Linked DNA regions of Homo sapiens: region 2 is linked to region 1. A link is a loop called in an ENCODE intact Hi-C map of the cell type or tissue named here. Cell type or tissue: endothelial cell of umbilical vein. All regions are shown on one strand. Links, peaks and the distances in the headings refer to the core of each region. The heading gives the core; the rest is flanking DNA. Region 1 has its middle 20 kb from the start of GPR135. Region 2 has its middle 160 kb from the start of DAAM1.

What was found. A loop is a pair of places that touch in the nucleus more often than their neighbours do. Peaks named below come from ENCODE experiments on the same cell type or tissue, not always from the same donor. Only the 100,000 strongest peaks of a DNase experiment are listed, where the experiment ranks them.
Region 2: a loop joins it to region 1, with 15 times the contacts of the local background. A loop is called at or near these places in 28 of 110 quality-filtered maps.

What each region holds. Positions count from the first base shown.
Region 1 is chr14:59,440,884-59,449,222 of GRCh38, forward strand. No RefSeq gene overlaps it. Among named protein-coding and RNA genes, the nearest start is that of GPR135, 20 kb to the right of the region's middle. In endothelial cell of umbilical vein, for the core only: a CTCF peak has its summit at 3,536 (motif pointing left); a DNase peak (open chromatin) is centred at 3,488.
Region 2 is chr14:59,024,387-59,032,725 of GRCh38, forward strand. No RefSeq gene overlaps it. Among named protein-coding and RNA genes, the nearest start is that of DAAM1, 160 kb to the right of the region's middle. RefSeq lists a silencer at 4,346-4,395. In endothelial cell of umbilical vein, for the core only: a CTCF peak has its summit at 4,361 (motif pointing right); a DNase peak (open chromatin) is centred at 4,365; H3K27me3 peaks cover 309 bases.

The DNA.
Region 1 (8,339 bases), core at 174-8,173:
TTTCCCCATAATTAGGGAGGATGTTTATTCAGCCAGGATGCTGAAAAATACATTTTAAGATATAGAAGCAGCATCTGTGTTCATACCATATTGGTTGTTGAATATTTTGACTATTATACCTGCAGTTTGATAAATTGAAGGTAAGTTGTAAGTACATAAAGTTGATTAGCCTTTTCGGCACCAAAGGCAAAAAAAAAAAGAAAAAAATCTGGAAACTACTTAGAAATTATTTGACAGCATTGACCTCAAGTTCACCTCTGTTATGGACTTAAGCGCTTTGATACACAAGAGTATTTTATTTGTTTTAGAAGAGGCTGTCAGGTTATCCATTTCATGTTAAATCCAATATTCTTTGTTTAATTTCTGATTATTTTTGTTTGCATTTATCCCAAATATTGATTTAGAATAAAATCCACTCTTGACCCTGACTTTTCTCCACTACCTATTTTTCAGGAAAATTTTTGCAAATAGGCTGATTGAGTAGACTATATAGAAATGAACAAACATCTTTTTATCAGCTCTTTAAAAAATGTGTAGACACGCAGTAATACAAAAACATTGCTCCAATTAAGAAAGCAAAAGTACAAATATGCTTACATTGAAAAACATTTTTTGAGACAATGGTATATTTTAATAGTCTAGAGTGGCTCATTTATATTACTTGGGTTTATGAGTAGAATGAGAGGCATTGTTATGGAGGATGAGAGGAATAATGTAAAAATAAAGTGAACTAAGAGTGTATTTGCAACCTAATTTACTTTATTTAAAAAATTTTGTGACTCGCCCAATCTATGTGCTTCATAAGACAACTATCTGTTTCACTGCTTTCAACCGGGGTCTAAGAGCCTGGCACATAATAGATGCTCGATAACTGTGTGTCAAACGAATAAATGCACAAAGTGTTCATTGCTCACCTAATATGCCACAATAGCAAACAACTTCTCTCTCTCCTTCTTCCTTTCTTTTGTAAATTTTCTTTATCTTCTTCTCTCCCTCCTTAGCCCCCTCTTCTTCCTTCCCTCTCCTTATCTCTCTTTAGTCTCCTCTCTGTTCTTCCCTCCCTTCTGTTCTCCTTTCAAAGTAGATCACAGAAAGATGTTTAGGAGACATTCATTAGAGAATGTTCAGTAGCACAAAGACAGCAGAAAATGTATACAGTATCACATTTTCCATCCTTTCTTTTCTTTTTTAACTAAATCTTGAAATTCTGAAGTTATGTGACTTTGTATGTTTTAAAGGGGTGTTGTCGTGTTGCATGGGTGTCTTGTGTAACTAAAACAAACTCTCCACCCTGCCCTTGTCTTATTGTGCAGTTTCTTTCTTTTCATTTTTATTTTATTTACTTATTTTTTTGAGGCAGGGTCTCATCTCACTCTATTGCCCAGGCTGGAGTACAGTGGCATGATCTCGGCTCACTGCAGTCTCACCCTCCCTGGGCTCAAGCAATCCTCCCATCTCAGCCTCCTGAGTAGCTGGGACTACAGGCACACAACACCACACCCAACTTTTTTTTTTTTTTTTTCCATAGAGATGGGGTTTCACCATGTTGCCCAGGCTGGTCTTGAACTCCTGGACTCAAGCCATCTACTCACCTTGGCCTCCCGAAGTGCTGGGATTATGAGCATGTACCACCACACCCATCCCACAGTTTCTAAGAGAATCTGACCTTTTTCAGTTTCCAGAGACAGTCTTTGTGATTAATGATCTATCTGTGTTAGTCTAAGACTCCAAGACCAATCTCCCATTTCCAAAGACAGAACTGGGAGAAACTTCCCTTTCCTCTAAAGAGGTGATTCTGTATGTAAGCTAAGAGTAATCAAAGCAAGTTAGAATGCAATCTCCTTATATCCTTGTGAGAAGGATGGGAGAGGCTCCCCACACATGAAGGTAAACAAGAGGTTGCAGATTTTCACCATCGTTGACAGGGTGGGTGGTGTGCTGGCAGAGGGGAAGCAGTAGAGTTATTCAGGCTGAATGGACATCACTAAGGGAACCAGGTTCTTTCAGGTGCACAGGGGAAATCAGCAAGTTTCAGTGAATTCATGACAACTTGCCTCAGGCTGCTATGAAAGATGGCCACAAGGTCTCCTCTATTAGTGAGGCTAGCTAGGTGCAATCCTGACCTTTATTAAGAGTAACCAGACATTCGGGAGCTGGTTGCCTAAGTGCCCAGTAATCAGTTAAAAAGATGTCACAGAAAGGCAATTTCACTCTTACATTTCAAATATAATATTGATGCTAAGATTCAAACTGACTGGAAAAACAGAGATTCATCCAGCCGCAGAGGGCCTGATAGGGATAAAGGAGGCATGCTAAGGGATATAAATTACTACTTCTGTGAACTCCCAGAAAAGATTCTACCCTTGTTAATTTCATCCTGCCTCCTCCTCACTCTCAGATCCCCAAACCTCCACCCTTGTCTGCCTCTCTTCCCATCCATCCCTGCTGTGGGTTCTAATCCCAATCCTGCTGTTGTTTAGCTGGCTATATTATCTTGAACAAGTTATTTTTCTTTGAGTCTCAGCTTCTTCATCTATGCAATGGGGAATAGTAATATCCGGCCCATTGATATGAAATAATATGAGCAAAGGACTTCATGGAGGCAATCAATAAATGCTAGATACATCCCAAATCCCACTCTCTAAAGAATAGTCTTAGAAAACTAAAACTTTCAAATCACAAGCCTAACTCTATTTTCCAAATGTAAGAAATTTGCCTTATTTCTCAGTTGCCCTGATGCATTCCATCCATCATATAAAATAAATAATTTAAATGAAAAGTTAATTGAACGCTTAGAGCACTAAAAGTCATTCTAAGTTCTTCTTTCAGAGAATTAAAGATGCAAAAGGAAAAACTAATTTCAACATTATGCATTCAAAGAAATCTAAATTGTAACAAATTATTTATGTATATATTTAGTCTCTATTTCCTGTTCAAATACTTCAAATACATTTATAACCATTTGGAACTGTTATTACCAATATTTTAAGATGTTACACGATCCAATAGGAAATATTAACTGTTTTATTGTTAAAGAGTCATATTAAAATAATGCCATGACATATGTGTTATCAATTAGGCAATGAGCTACCAGTCAATATGTTTTGCCTTATAAAGAATTTTAGCCAAGATAAAGCTTGTTTGTTTGACTTAGAAAGCCAAAGTTGAACCTGTGTGATAACTCTTTGATCACATGTAATAACTGAAGCATAAGAAAATTGGTTTTTAGTATAATCACCAATCGTCCTCCCTTCCTCCCACTGAGAAAAAAATTCGGCCTTGTTTAAATACTCAGCTTAATTAAATTATGTATTTAATATATGATACATTTGTCTTGGCTTTGCATAGCACAAAAATGATAGATTAAATTTTTATGTGATAATTAAAGCCAAACTGTTATCAATAAGAATGTTAAAGCATTTAAAGATTATGAAAGTTTAATGTGTTCTGATGTGTTGCTTTTCAAAATCGTTGGGGCATTCCCGCTTTGAAAATTGTTGTACTTGATAATGGAGCCTCCTTGTGGGGAATCAGCAGTATTTCAGGCTTTCAAATTGCAGGTGAACTGCTGTTTGAATTTTCCCCCTTCACAACGGGAATAGATGTACTGTAGTAGTGCTATCAAGAAAATATGTACTTGTCGCCGGGTGCCGTGGCTCACGCCTGTAATCCCAGAACTTTGGGAGGCCGAGGCGGGTGGATCACGAGGTCAGAAGATCGGGACCATCCTGGCTAACACAATGAAACCCCATCTCTACTAAAAATACAAAAAATTAGCCGGGCGTGGTGGCGGGCGCCTGTAGTCCCAGCTACTGGGGGGGCTGAGGCAGGAGAATGGCGTGAACCCGGGAGATGGAGCTTGCAGTGAGCTGAGATTGTGCCACTGCACTCCAGCCTGGGCGACAGAGTGAGACTCCGTCTCTAAATAAATAAATAAATACTAAAAAAAAAAAAAAAAAAGAAAAGAAAATATGTACTTGTCTCTGGACCCCTGACATCCAGAAACCAGCAGGAACTTAATGACTGCCAGAAAGTAAGGAAATATGTGCTGCCTTTCCTTTGGTTTGTCTGTAGTCCTGGTAGCTAAAGATAAACCAGTATTAATTTTTTTCAGTCAAATCGATTATGTTCTCTGGAGAGTAAACAAGTAGATTGACAAATTTTTTTACTTTTAAACTGCCCAATGTAGCTGGGCATGATGGTGCATGTCTGTAGTCCTAGCTACTTGGGAGGCCGAGGTGGGAAGATTGCTTGAGCCTAGGAGTTGGAGGTTACAGTGACCTATGATCCTGCACCTCACTCCAGTTTGGGTGAGAGCAAGACCCTGTCTCAAAAAACAAACCAACAATTAAACTGCCCCATGTAGTGGGGCCCTTGAACATATTGAATCAGGTAGATGCATGTTTTGCTTTAATCTCATGGAGTTATTCTCTACTTTTGACCAGAGAGCACATTCCTCTAAGAAAGATGTCAGGCCTCTGCTACGACCTCAGGTCCTCAGACCGACCAGCCCAAAAAACATCTCACCAATTTCAAATCCAGTAAGCGGCCTCTTTTTACTGTCTTCTCCAACCTCCCTCGCTATCCCTCAACCTCTTTCTTTCAATCTTGGCGCCACACTTCAATTTCTCCCTTCTCTTAATTTCAATTCCTTTCATTTTCTGGTAGAGACAAAGGAGACACGTTTTATCCGTGGACCCAAAACTCTGGCGCCAGTCACGGACTAAGGAAGGCAGCCTTCCCTTCGTGTTTAATCATTGCAGGGACACACCTCTCTGATTATTCACCCAGGTTTCAGAGGTGTCAGACCACGCAGGGACGACACCTCCCCTCCTTGCCAGGCCAAGCTAGATCCCAATTCTTCCTCAGCCTCTGCTCCTCCACCCTATAATCCTTTTATCATCTCCCCTCCTCACACCCGGTCCGGCTTACAGTTTCGTTCCGTAACTAGCCCTCCCCCTCCTGACCAGCAATTTACTCTTAAAAAGTCAGCTGGAGCCAAAGGCATAGTCAAGGTTAATGCTCCTTTTTCTTTATCCCAAATCAGATAGCGTTTAGGCTCTTTTTCATCAAATATAAAAATCCAGCCCAGTTCATGGCTCGTTTGGCATCAACCCTAAGACACTTTACAGCCCTAGACTCTAAAAGGTCAAAAGGCCGTCTTATTCTCAGTATACATTTTATTACCCAAATCTGCTCCCGACATTAAATAAAACTCCAAAAATTAAATTCTGGCCCTCAAACCCCACAACAGGACTTAATTAACCTTGCCTTCAAGGTGTACAATAATAGAGGCGGCTAAGTAGCAACATATTTCGGAGTTGCAATTCCTTGCCTCCACTGTGAGACAAACCCCAGCCACATCTCCAGCTCACAAGAACTTCCAAACGCCTAAACCACAGTGGCCAGGTGTTCCTCCAGAACCACCTCCCCCAGGAGCTTGCTACAAGTGCCAGAAATCTGGCCACCAGGCCAAGGAATGCCTGCAGTCCAGGATTCCTCCTAAGCCACGTCCCATCTGTGCAGGACCCCAATGGAAATCAGACTGTTCAACTCACCTGGCAGCCACTCCCAGAGCCCCTGGAACTCTGGCCCAAGGCTCTCTGACTCCTTCCCAGATCTTCTTGGCTTCTCTGACTCCTTCCCAGATCTTCTCGGCTTAGCGGCTGAAGACTGATGCCGCCCGATCGCCTTGGAAGCCCCGTAGACCATCACAGATGCTAGCTTTAAGTAACTCTCACAGTGGAGGGTAAGTCCGTCCCCTTCTTAATCAATATGGAGGCTACCCACTCCACATTACCTTCTTCTCAAGGGCCTGTTTCCCTTGCCTCCGTAACTGTTGTAGGTATTGACGGCCAGGCTTCTAAACCTTTAAAACTCCCCAACTCTGGTACAATTTAGACAATACTCTTTTAAGCACTCCTTTTAGTTTTCCCCACCTGCCCAGTTCCCTTATTAGGCTGAGACACTTTAACTAAATTATCTGCTTCCCTGACTATTCCTGGACTACAGCCGCATCTCATTGACGCCCTTCTTCCCAATCCAAAGCCTCCTTTGCATCCTCCTCTTGTATCCCCCACCTTAACCCCCAAGTATAGGATACCTCTACTCCCTCCTTGGTGACCGATCATTCCCCTTACCATCTCATTAAAACCTAATCACCCTTACCCTGCTCAACGCCAATATCCCAACCTGCAGCGTGCTTTAAAAAGATTAAAGCCTGTTATCACTTGCCTGCTACAGCATGGCCTTTTAAAGCCTATAAACTCTCCTTACAAATCCCCCATTTTACCTGTCCTAGAACCAGACAAGCCTTACAGGTTAGTTCAGGATCTTCGCCTTATCAACCAAATTGTTTTGCCTATCCACCCTGTGGTGCCAAACCCATATACTCTCCTATCCTCAATACCTCCCTCCACAACCCATTATTCTGTTCTGGATCTCAAACATGCTTTCTTTACTATTCCTTTGCGCGCTTAATCCCAGCCTCTCTTCGCTTTCACTTAGACTAACCCTGACACCCATCAAGCTCAGCAAATTACCTGGGCTGTACTGCCGCAAAGCTTCATAGACAACCCCCCTTACTTCAGTCAAGCTCAAATTTCTTCCTCATCTGTTACCTATCTCAGCATAATTCTCATAAAAACACACGTGCTCTCCCTGCTGATCATGTCCGACCAATCTCTCAACCCCCAGCACCTTCTACAAAACAACAACTCCTTTCCTTCCTAGGCATGGTTACTGCGGTCAGAATTCTTACACAAGAGCCAGGACCACAGCCTGTAGCCTTTCTGTCCAAACAACTTGACCTTACCGTTTTAGCCTACCCCTCATGTCTGCGTGCAGCAGCTGCCACTGCTTTAATACTTTTAGAGGCCCTAAAAATCACAAACTATGCTCAACTCACTCTCTACAGTTCTCATAACTTCCAAAATCTATTTTCTTCCTCATACCTGACGCATATACTTTCTGCTTCCCAGCTCCTTCAGCTGTACTCACTCTTTGTTAAGTCCCACAATTACCATTGTTCCTGGCACAGACTTCAATCCAGCCTCCCACATTATTCCAGATACCACACCTGACCCTCATGACTGCATCTCTCTGATCCACCTGACGTTCACCCCATTTCCCCATATTTCCTTCTTTCCTGTTCCTCACCCTGATCACACTTAGTTTATTGATGGCAGTTCCACCAGGTCTAATCGCCACACACCAGCAAAGGCAGGCTATGCTATAGTACAAGCCACTAGCTTGCCTCTTAAAACCTCTCATTTCCTTTCCATCGTGGAAATCTATCCTCAAAGAAATAACTTCTCAGTGTTCCATCTGCTATTCTACTACTTCTCAAGGATTATTCAGGCCCCCTCCCTTCCCTACACATCAAGCTCGAGGATTTGCCCCCACCCAGGACTGGCAAATTAGCTTTATTCAACATGCCCTGAGTCAGATAACTAAAATACCTCTTAGTCTAAGTAGACACTTTCACTGGATAGGTAGAGGCCTTTCCTACAGGGTCTGAGAAGGCCACCGCAGTCATTTCTTCCCTTCTGTCAGACATAATTCCTCAGTTTAGCCTTCCCACCTCTATACAGTCTGATAACAGACCAGCCTTTACTAGTCAAATCACCCAAGCAGTTTTTCAGGCACTCAGTATTCAGTGAAACCTTTATATCCCTTACAGTCCTCAGTCTTCAAGAAAAGTAGAACGGACTAATAGTCTTTTAAAAACACACCTCACCAAGCTCAGCCACCAACTTAAAAAAGACTGGACAATACTTTTACCTCTTTCTCTTCTCAGAATTCAGGCCTGTCCTCAGAATGCTACAAGGTACAGCCCACTTGAGCTCCTGTATGGACGCTCCTTTTTATTAGGCCCCAGTCTCATTCCAGACACCAGACCAACTTGGACTGTGCCCCAAAAAAACTTGTCATCCCTACTATCTTCTGTCTAGTCATACTCCTATTCACTGTTCTCAACTACTCATACATGCCCTGCTCTTGTTTACACTGCCGGTTTACAGTGTTTCTCCAAGTCATCACAGCTGATATCTCCTGGTGCTATCCCCAAACTGCCACTCTTAACTCTTAAAGTAAATAAATAATCTTTGCTGGCAAGGCTATGCTGAACCTCCTTAGGCACTCTCTAATTAGATGTCCTAGGTCCTCCCAATTCTTAGACCTTTAATACTTGTTTTTCTCCTTCTCTTATTCCGTTTAGTTTTTCAATTCATACAAAACCATATCCAGGCCATCACCAATAATTCTAAATGACAAATGTTTCTTCTAACAACCCCACAATATCACCCTTTACCACAAAATCTTCCTTCAGCTTAATCTCT
Region 2 (8,339 bases), core at 40-8,039, 420 kb before region 1:
CATATCTTAGATATTATTTTAATGTGAGCCAATTTGAAGAAAACTAATTTCTCAACAATAAAAAAACCCAACTACCTCAGAAATACAACATTAACTCATGGCCCCTGCGAAATTTTCTTTATTATTCTACCACACTATAGTGATTAGTCTCAAATGAGATTTTCTGCAGCTGAGAAAAGATTTTGAGTGCAGATTCTTTACCTGGAATCCATGGATAGGCTTCGGGCAGTATTAGCCTCTGAATATGCCTGCAATATTTGCAGTGTGTGCATGTGTATTTGTGTATGCATGCACACACATCTAAAGGGAAAATCTTTAGATTTGATCAAAATCATGATGGTGTGTAAAGAATCAAAAACTATATGAGCCACTGTTTGGGGATGAAATTCTTAACTCTTAGTTCCAGTTGAGAATTAACACTTTACTTTGACCTGAAACTCAGCTGTTTTACGGAGTCATTTTTCTGGGAATGGTGTCCATGGTATTATGGTACTTAGTCTCCTGATCATGGTACGAAGTATTGATTGATTTAATATGGGCAGTTTGTTCTTTCTGCATCGCTATCAAAGATAAATTGGGACTATAAGTTGAACAATGATATACCTTGCAACCATTGAGCTAATGTTGTTGAATTGTGTTACTTAATTTGGAATTATAGCCGAAAATAGGTGATGCTCCATAAACATGTGCTTGATCTTTATAGATGAAACAAACTCAAGCCACAGGGCATCTTTTTAGTTAAGTGAATATGAGTCAGTATTTATCTGGAGACCAACAGGATTTCAGCTGGATCTGGCCTTCAGTTATTTTATTTTATGTTATGTATGGTGAGATCATAGATCCTAACTGTACACTTTAGTTTTGACAACAGCTTACACCTGTATGACCCATACGCCTGTCAAGATACAGAACATGACCGTGATTCCAGACAGTTCCTTTGCTTCTTTTCTCAGGAATCTTCTCTCTCAAGACTGATCTGGTTTCTTTCATTGCTAGCTAATCCTTTAATTATTGTAGAATTTTGTTCTAGTTTCTTATTTAGAAAATCAATTGTTATATTGGCATAGATTACTTTTTTTCAGTTTGTGCTGCCTAGAGTCTTAAAGATCTTTGGAGGTGGCTGGGGAGCCACTACCAGAGGATTGGAAGAAGGGGTGAAAGAGGATCTCAGATATTTTAGACACTTTCCCAACCCCTCCTTCAAGTGGAGTAGTTCCCTCTCTGAACTCTTTTATAAACTGGAATTCCATGTGGGGTTTGGTTTTAAAAGGGGGCTCTACCAGGTGCCTATGAATAGTGGATTGGATAAAGAAAATGTGGCACATATACACCATGGAATACAACTCAGCCATAACAAAGAATGATATCATATCCTTTGCAGCAACATAAATGCAGCTGGAGGCCATTATTCTAAGTGAATTAACACAGAAACAGAAAACCAAATACCACACGTTCCCACTTCTAAGAGAGAGCTAAACATTGGGTAGACATAGACACAAAGATGCGAACAATAAACACTGAGGATTCCAAAAAGCAGGGAGGGAGGAAGGGGAACACGTGTTGAAAACCTGCCCATTGGGTACTATGTTCACTACTTGTGTGTCAAGAACATTAGAAGCCCAAACCTCAGCATCATTCAGTAGACCCATGTAACGAACCTATACAAATACTTCCTAAATCAACAAATTTTAAATAAAAAGGTGTTCTACTTATTTTAAAAATTTATCTGACATAGGTCATTGTGCCAAAAACAACTACAATGTTTCAGTTAAACTATTATATAATCTGACTCTTGAAATGACAGTTAAGACTTCCTAAGATCCAAGGGAGGAAGTAATGGTTGGCAGCTGTGCAGAATGAAGGCTAATGAAATGAGGTGGCCCCACATTGAAGCCAGCAGCAACAGGACTTGGGAAAGCAATTCCTCAGTGGGGGTAGCCTTCCCTGAATGTGTCTTTGAAGTCACGTAGAGGAATTTGTTAATGATGCTCGTGCATTTTCTGCTATGTTTTCTCTATTTCTCTTGTAAGGTGACCATTTTGACTGTTTCAGGTCAATCTTGTGCCTTAAAATCAACTGGACTCAGGAACTGGCCAGAATCACTTACGAAAATATCTAAGTTTGGAATTGTCCTATTTTCTCCCCCAAATGCAAGTTCATTGTTTTGTGAATTACAACCTAAGGTCTATCTGTGCTAGGAGGTTTTGCTTTAATAGTAGAAACTGTAAATTATATACACTACAAATGTTCTCATATTTTCTGTCTTCTCATTATGGAAGACATTATGCCAATTACTCAAGGATCTAGAACCAGAAATACCATTTGATCCAGCAATCTCATTACTGGGCATATACCCAAAGGAGTATGAATCATTCTACTATAAAGACATATGTTTATTGCAGCATTATTTACAATAGCAAACACATGGAACCAACCCAAATGCCCATTAATGATAGACTGGATAAAGGAAGTGTGGTACATATACATCATGGAATACTATGCAGCCATAAAAAGGAATGAGATCATGTTCTTTGCAGGGACATGGATGAAGCTGGAAGCCATCATCTTCAGCAAACTAACACAGGAACAGAAAGCCAAACACCGCATGTTCTCACCATAAGTGGGAGCTGAACATTGAGAACACATGGACAGAGTGGGAAACAACACACACCAGGGCCTTTTGAGGAGTAGGGGGTGAGGGGAGGGAACGTAGAGGACAGGTCAATAGGTGCAGCAAACCACCGTGGCACACGTATACCTATGTAACAAACCTGCACGTTCTGCACATGTATCATGGTTTTTTTGTTTTAGAAGAAATAAAGAAAAAAAAGTTCTCATATTTAAGATAGGTCAATAGAAGAAACTATCTTTAGAATACAATTTATTTTTCTGAATTATCTGCTACTAGCTAAGTTTTATAAAGGGCCCATTAGAGAAGCATCTTTGTTGGTTGGTTGTTTTGATGCTGTATTCCTTTATTTCCCCCCAAAAAAGGGCATACATAATAATATTTTATATTTATATCTTGATTTACAGTGTGTAAAATGTCACATCGGTTTGTCATAACAACCCTGCAAAATATGTATTATAATGTCTATTTTAAAGATGAATAAAGTGAGATGCTGTGAGGTTGAGTGACCTGGTCACAAAGGTAGAGAGCACTAGAGGTCATACTCGTCCTAATATCTAAATCATTAGTATAGGCCGGGGGCGGTGGCTCATGCCTGTAATCCCAGCACTTTGGGAAGCTGAGACAGGCAGATCACCTGAGGTCAGGAGTTCAAGACCAGCCTGGCCAACATGGCAAAAACCCATCTCTACCAAAAAATACAAAAATTAGCCAGACGTGGTGGCGGGCACCCATAATCACAGTCACTCGGGAAGCTGAAGCATGAGAGCCACTTGAAGCAGGGAGGCAGAGGCTACAGAGAGCCGAAATCGCGCCACTGCATTATAGCCTGGGTGACAGAGTGAACTCTGTCTCAAAATAATAATAATAAATTAATTAATTAAAATAAATAAATCACTAGTATATGTCATATATCCAGGACCTAGTATCATTTACCTGCATTCTTTAAAAAGTACTGATGTGTTAAAAGACAATGAGTAGATAACTGTTCTTAATGCTAGACCTCAGTCTTACCCCACTTACTATTGTCTTGCAATGAAATTAAAATATTTAAAAATTTTAAAAGAATGTTTCCATGCAGAAAGGAGACAAAATCATTCCTCAAAACTTGAGAAAGTTCCAGGCAAAGGGAAATGATTAATTTCTCTTAAAGCAGATCAGGTCTTTCATCTTGGCAAATTACTCTGAATTAGAAGTCTTCCCTAGATTGTAGATCAAACTTAACAAGGCTCGCTGAACTAAGAAAAGGCATATTTGACTGCATGGTGAGAAAAGTAAAAAATAAAAGACAAAGGCTCCTGCGAAAAATCTCCCTGCAAATGCCTGTAATACACACAGTGAACAAGCCAAGCTTTGCTAACACATGTGCCCAGCCTGATCATTGGCGCCTGATGAAGTGGCATATTATAAGCGAGGATTGAGAATATAATTTTTAAACAAATAATCACTTAACTGAATGCACCATTACTTAGAATATACACTTCCTATCAAAGAAGAAAGAGCATTTAGTCACACATGAGGAGCACCAATGCTGGAAGGGAATAGAGTCTAGCAGAGCATAACATTGCAATCCTGGGGGCAAATTGGAGCCATAAATCTGGATGAGTCACTGAGGGCCTGAATTCCTACAGCTATCACAGATGAGGGTAAAGAGGAGAATAAACAGCAGAGAAAACAGATGACAAAGGGTGAGACTGGGCAGCTGGACAAAAGGCTGCACACGTTGTTAGGACCCCGGGAAGCCACAGGAGGGCAGCAGAAGCAAGTGGCACAGACGTAAGTTACAGAGCGTCCTTTCAGGAAGGGTGCATTTTAAAACATATCAATCTGTCACAGAATCTAGACTTCAAACCGCTGGAAGTTAGTGGAGTATTTCTTAATGGCTCTTATGCCATTAAACTGAACCCAAAACAATGTTTATATGCAATCTAAAGATTCAAAGGATTAGGTAGGAGAAGTGAGTCTGGTGAAGGGATTTTCTGAGCAGGGAAGACAGAAGGTGCATTCTTCCTTTCATTATTTTCTCATTGTCTGCCATCATGGGTAGAGTATTCATGGACCAGTAACTAAGAATTCAGGACAGAGGCTGTGGCCTTTCTTAGAAGTAGTGGCAAGCAGGCAGCTAAAGATATGCTAACAACCTCAATCAGAATGTAGAATGAATGAAAAGTGTATCTGAGGAAATTGACAATTGATTGACGAGACTCCTTAATTGCTCATTAAAATTATACCTGGGGAGCTACAATGAGGGTCCCTCCAGAAAGGACCCTCTTAGCCACTTCTTGTGCTCCCATGAGTTTTTAATAATTGTATGAATAAAAGAGCATAGATTTTTGCTTAATCACATTTCTTTTCAAAAAGGAAAGTGAGAATCTATTACTGAAAAAGAAAATACCATTCCAGCATGCCATCTAAGTAGTGCCCAAAACAGACCTGTCATTATGTTAAGAGCTAATTTTGACCTATGGATGAACTTCTTTACTTCAATTTAAGGATAGAAAGCTCAACTTTTAAGGATATGGGTGAATCTGCCCTATAATGTTGGGACAGTGAGTAGGAAAATACTTATTTTGTTCAGGGAATGTATTCTTTTCACCCTTTCCCCTTGAGGCTTGAATTTGCTTTTTCATCTTTATAAAAATCTGATAAATTATCAAAATAAAATAGGCATTAACCAAGAATTCCCTTTCTAGGAAATGATTCCAAAAATTAATCAGATGCAAAAAGTGATGTATGTTCAAGGATGTTTTGAGGAATGGATGTCCTATTTACGTTTGAGAAAATGGAAAATAACCTCACATTTTTATAATAATAATAACAATAACAAATCTTTATTGAATATTAACTTTGTACCAGATCCTACTAAGCCCTCTTACTTGTTTCTCACAACAAGCCTAGCAGGTAGGTGTTATTACTATACCCATTTTGGAGATGAGAAAGCCATGCCTCCAAAAGGTTAAGCAACTTGCTGAAGGTCACACATCTAATACAAATTGGAGTGGGGATTTTGGTTCCAGAACCCATAGATTTAACATCTATATTATATATCTTCTTTTTATATAACAGAATGATTAAATATATTTGGGTACATCCTCATAATAGGATATTTTCCAAAATTAAACATCGTGATTTTTGAAAAATAGTAATGCAAAATGAAAAACAATATAATGTTAAGTGAATAAATCAGGATACAAAATAGTAGGTGCAGTATGATTTCAATTGCGTAAGATTCAAAAGAAAAATACATGTGAACATGTTCAAAGTGAACATGTTTCTGGATGGTATATTGAAATTCTTGTCTTTTCATCTTTTCGTATTTTCTAGTTCTTTATATGAGCATACTTTGCTTCTATAATTATGAAGTTATTGTGTAGCAGATGCACAGTGAAGAGAACTTTTGCATTTTTATTCTGTAAGAAAATTTGACATAATGAATGCTGTAGTTTGGATATGGTTTGTTTGTCCCCACCAAATCTCTTGTTTGAATTTGATCCTCAATGTTGGAGGTGGGGCACAATGGAAGGTGTTTGGGTCAGGGGGTGAATCCCTCATGAACAGATTAATGCCCTCCCTCTGGGGCGAGTGAGTTCTCACTCTATTAGTTTCCATGACAGCTGGTTGTTGAAAAGAGCCTGGCACCTCACCTCTCTCTCTCTTGCTTCCTTTCTCTGCAAACCTGTGATCTCTGCACAAGTCAGTTTCCCTTCACCTTCCACCATGAGTAGAAACAGCCTGAGGCCTTCACCAGATGCAGATGCCCAATCTCAAACTTTTTCAGCCATCAGGACTGTGAGCCAAATAGTCCCTTTTTATTTACAAATTACCCATCCTCGGATATTCCTGCACAGCAATACAAAATGGACCAAGACAATGAACTTGACAGTTGCTTAGGAATTTGTAGGCAAATTTGCATGAGTCCAAACATTTGGTGGGAGGTGAGGAACAAGAATCTGACTCCTATCAGTAATTCATAGCTACTGAAACTTGTTGGGGAGAATTATGGTGGCTTAACTAAGTAGCAGTAAAATGTGATTGAGGCCCGTAAATAAAATCACCATGAGGGTGGAAAAGAGCTGGGGTTAGCGGTTGACCCCTGCAATTGTGAACCTTCCCATAGAGACAGTATGTCCCAGTTAGGATGCCTTTGCCTATGAATGACACAATACCCAGCTAAAATTGGCATAGGTAATAAGTATATTACTTTCCATGAGAAGCTCAGAGGCACAGTGGTTCCAGATTTGGTTCAGCAAACTAATATGCGCAATGAAGCCAGATCCTTCCAGTCTTTTCTCTCACCATTCTCAGCATGTTGACAACCTCTCCCCTCATTGTCTCATAATGGTGGCAGTAGTTCCAGGCATCACTTGGAGATTTGACCACATTCAATGTGTATGGAAAGTTGTTTTTCCTCCCATGCATTTCTTCTTACTAAGAAAAACCTTTTCCTGAAGCCCCTGATATATTTCCCATTGTTCTCTATCAGGTAGGATTATATACTAGCAAGAGAGTAGGAAAGGGGAATGGCTTTTGGGTAGGCAACATCCATTATCTGCACAAGTTGTTCTGGGTGATGCAGGGAATAGTAGAACTTCACCTGGTCCTTCAGGTGAAGGAGCTGTGTATTCAAGCATTGTAAATTGGGAGCCCCAGACAGATTTGACATGGAGCACCTTGGATGCATGTAGCAATGACTGGGAATGGGAATCAGGGACCAACCTCCTGAATGAGATAAAGGTCAATCATCCTGAGACTTCCGGGTATTACAGGAGAGAAGGCGCTGGTGGGATTCAAGTGATTTAATGGGCACATTTAAAGGAAATGTGGGATGGGCGTGGTGGCTCATGCCTGTAATCCCAGCACTTTGAGAGGCCAAGGTGGGTGGATTGCTTGAGCTCAGGAGTTCGAGACCAGCCTGGACAATATGGTGAAACCCCATCTCTAGAAAAAATACAAAAATTAGCCAGGTGGAGTGGTGCATAACTGTTGTCTCAGCTACTCGAGAGGCAGAGGTGGGAGGATCGCTTGAACCTGGGAGGCAGAGGTTGCAGTGAGCCAAGATCACTCCACTGCACTCCAGCGGGCAATAGAAGGAAACCTTGAAAAGAAAAAAGAAAAGAAAAGAAAAGAAAAAAAGAAAAGAGAAAAGAAAAGAAAAAGAAAAGGAAAAGAAAAATGTGACCATACATCATGCTGGTAAATGGGATGTTGAGATTACATTTTGATAGAAGAATGAAATTATCTAAGAGGACATGTTAGCAAGATAATATGGTAAGATAAACATTTTATATGAAATAAAAAAATAATAATTTGATTGGTAAATAAGGCAAAGAAAGCTAAAAGATTTTTTAAAAAACAAGCTGAAACAATACCAGCAAATGCATACATGAAGAATAAAAAATAATTTGGCTAAAAGAAAATGTTAGAAGAATAAAAAGGATCAAATATAGTGATACACAAAGTCAATTAAATGTATACATTTGACACATTAAAAAAAAAAAAAAAATAGAAGAAACATTCCCCAAAATCTTGGGACTCATATAACTTTAGTTCATTACCCTTCGTGTTGTGGTAATTAGAGAAGGCCAGCAAACATTTTTTTAAAAAATTTCTTACATAAGTCTGAAACCTAAGAAAGGATGTCCCCATAGCCTCTTGCTGAAGTTGGTTGTCTCTGGGCTTTTATATTTTTACCGTTCTGGAAAAAACTGCC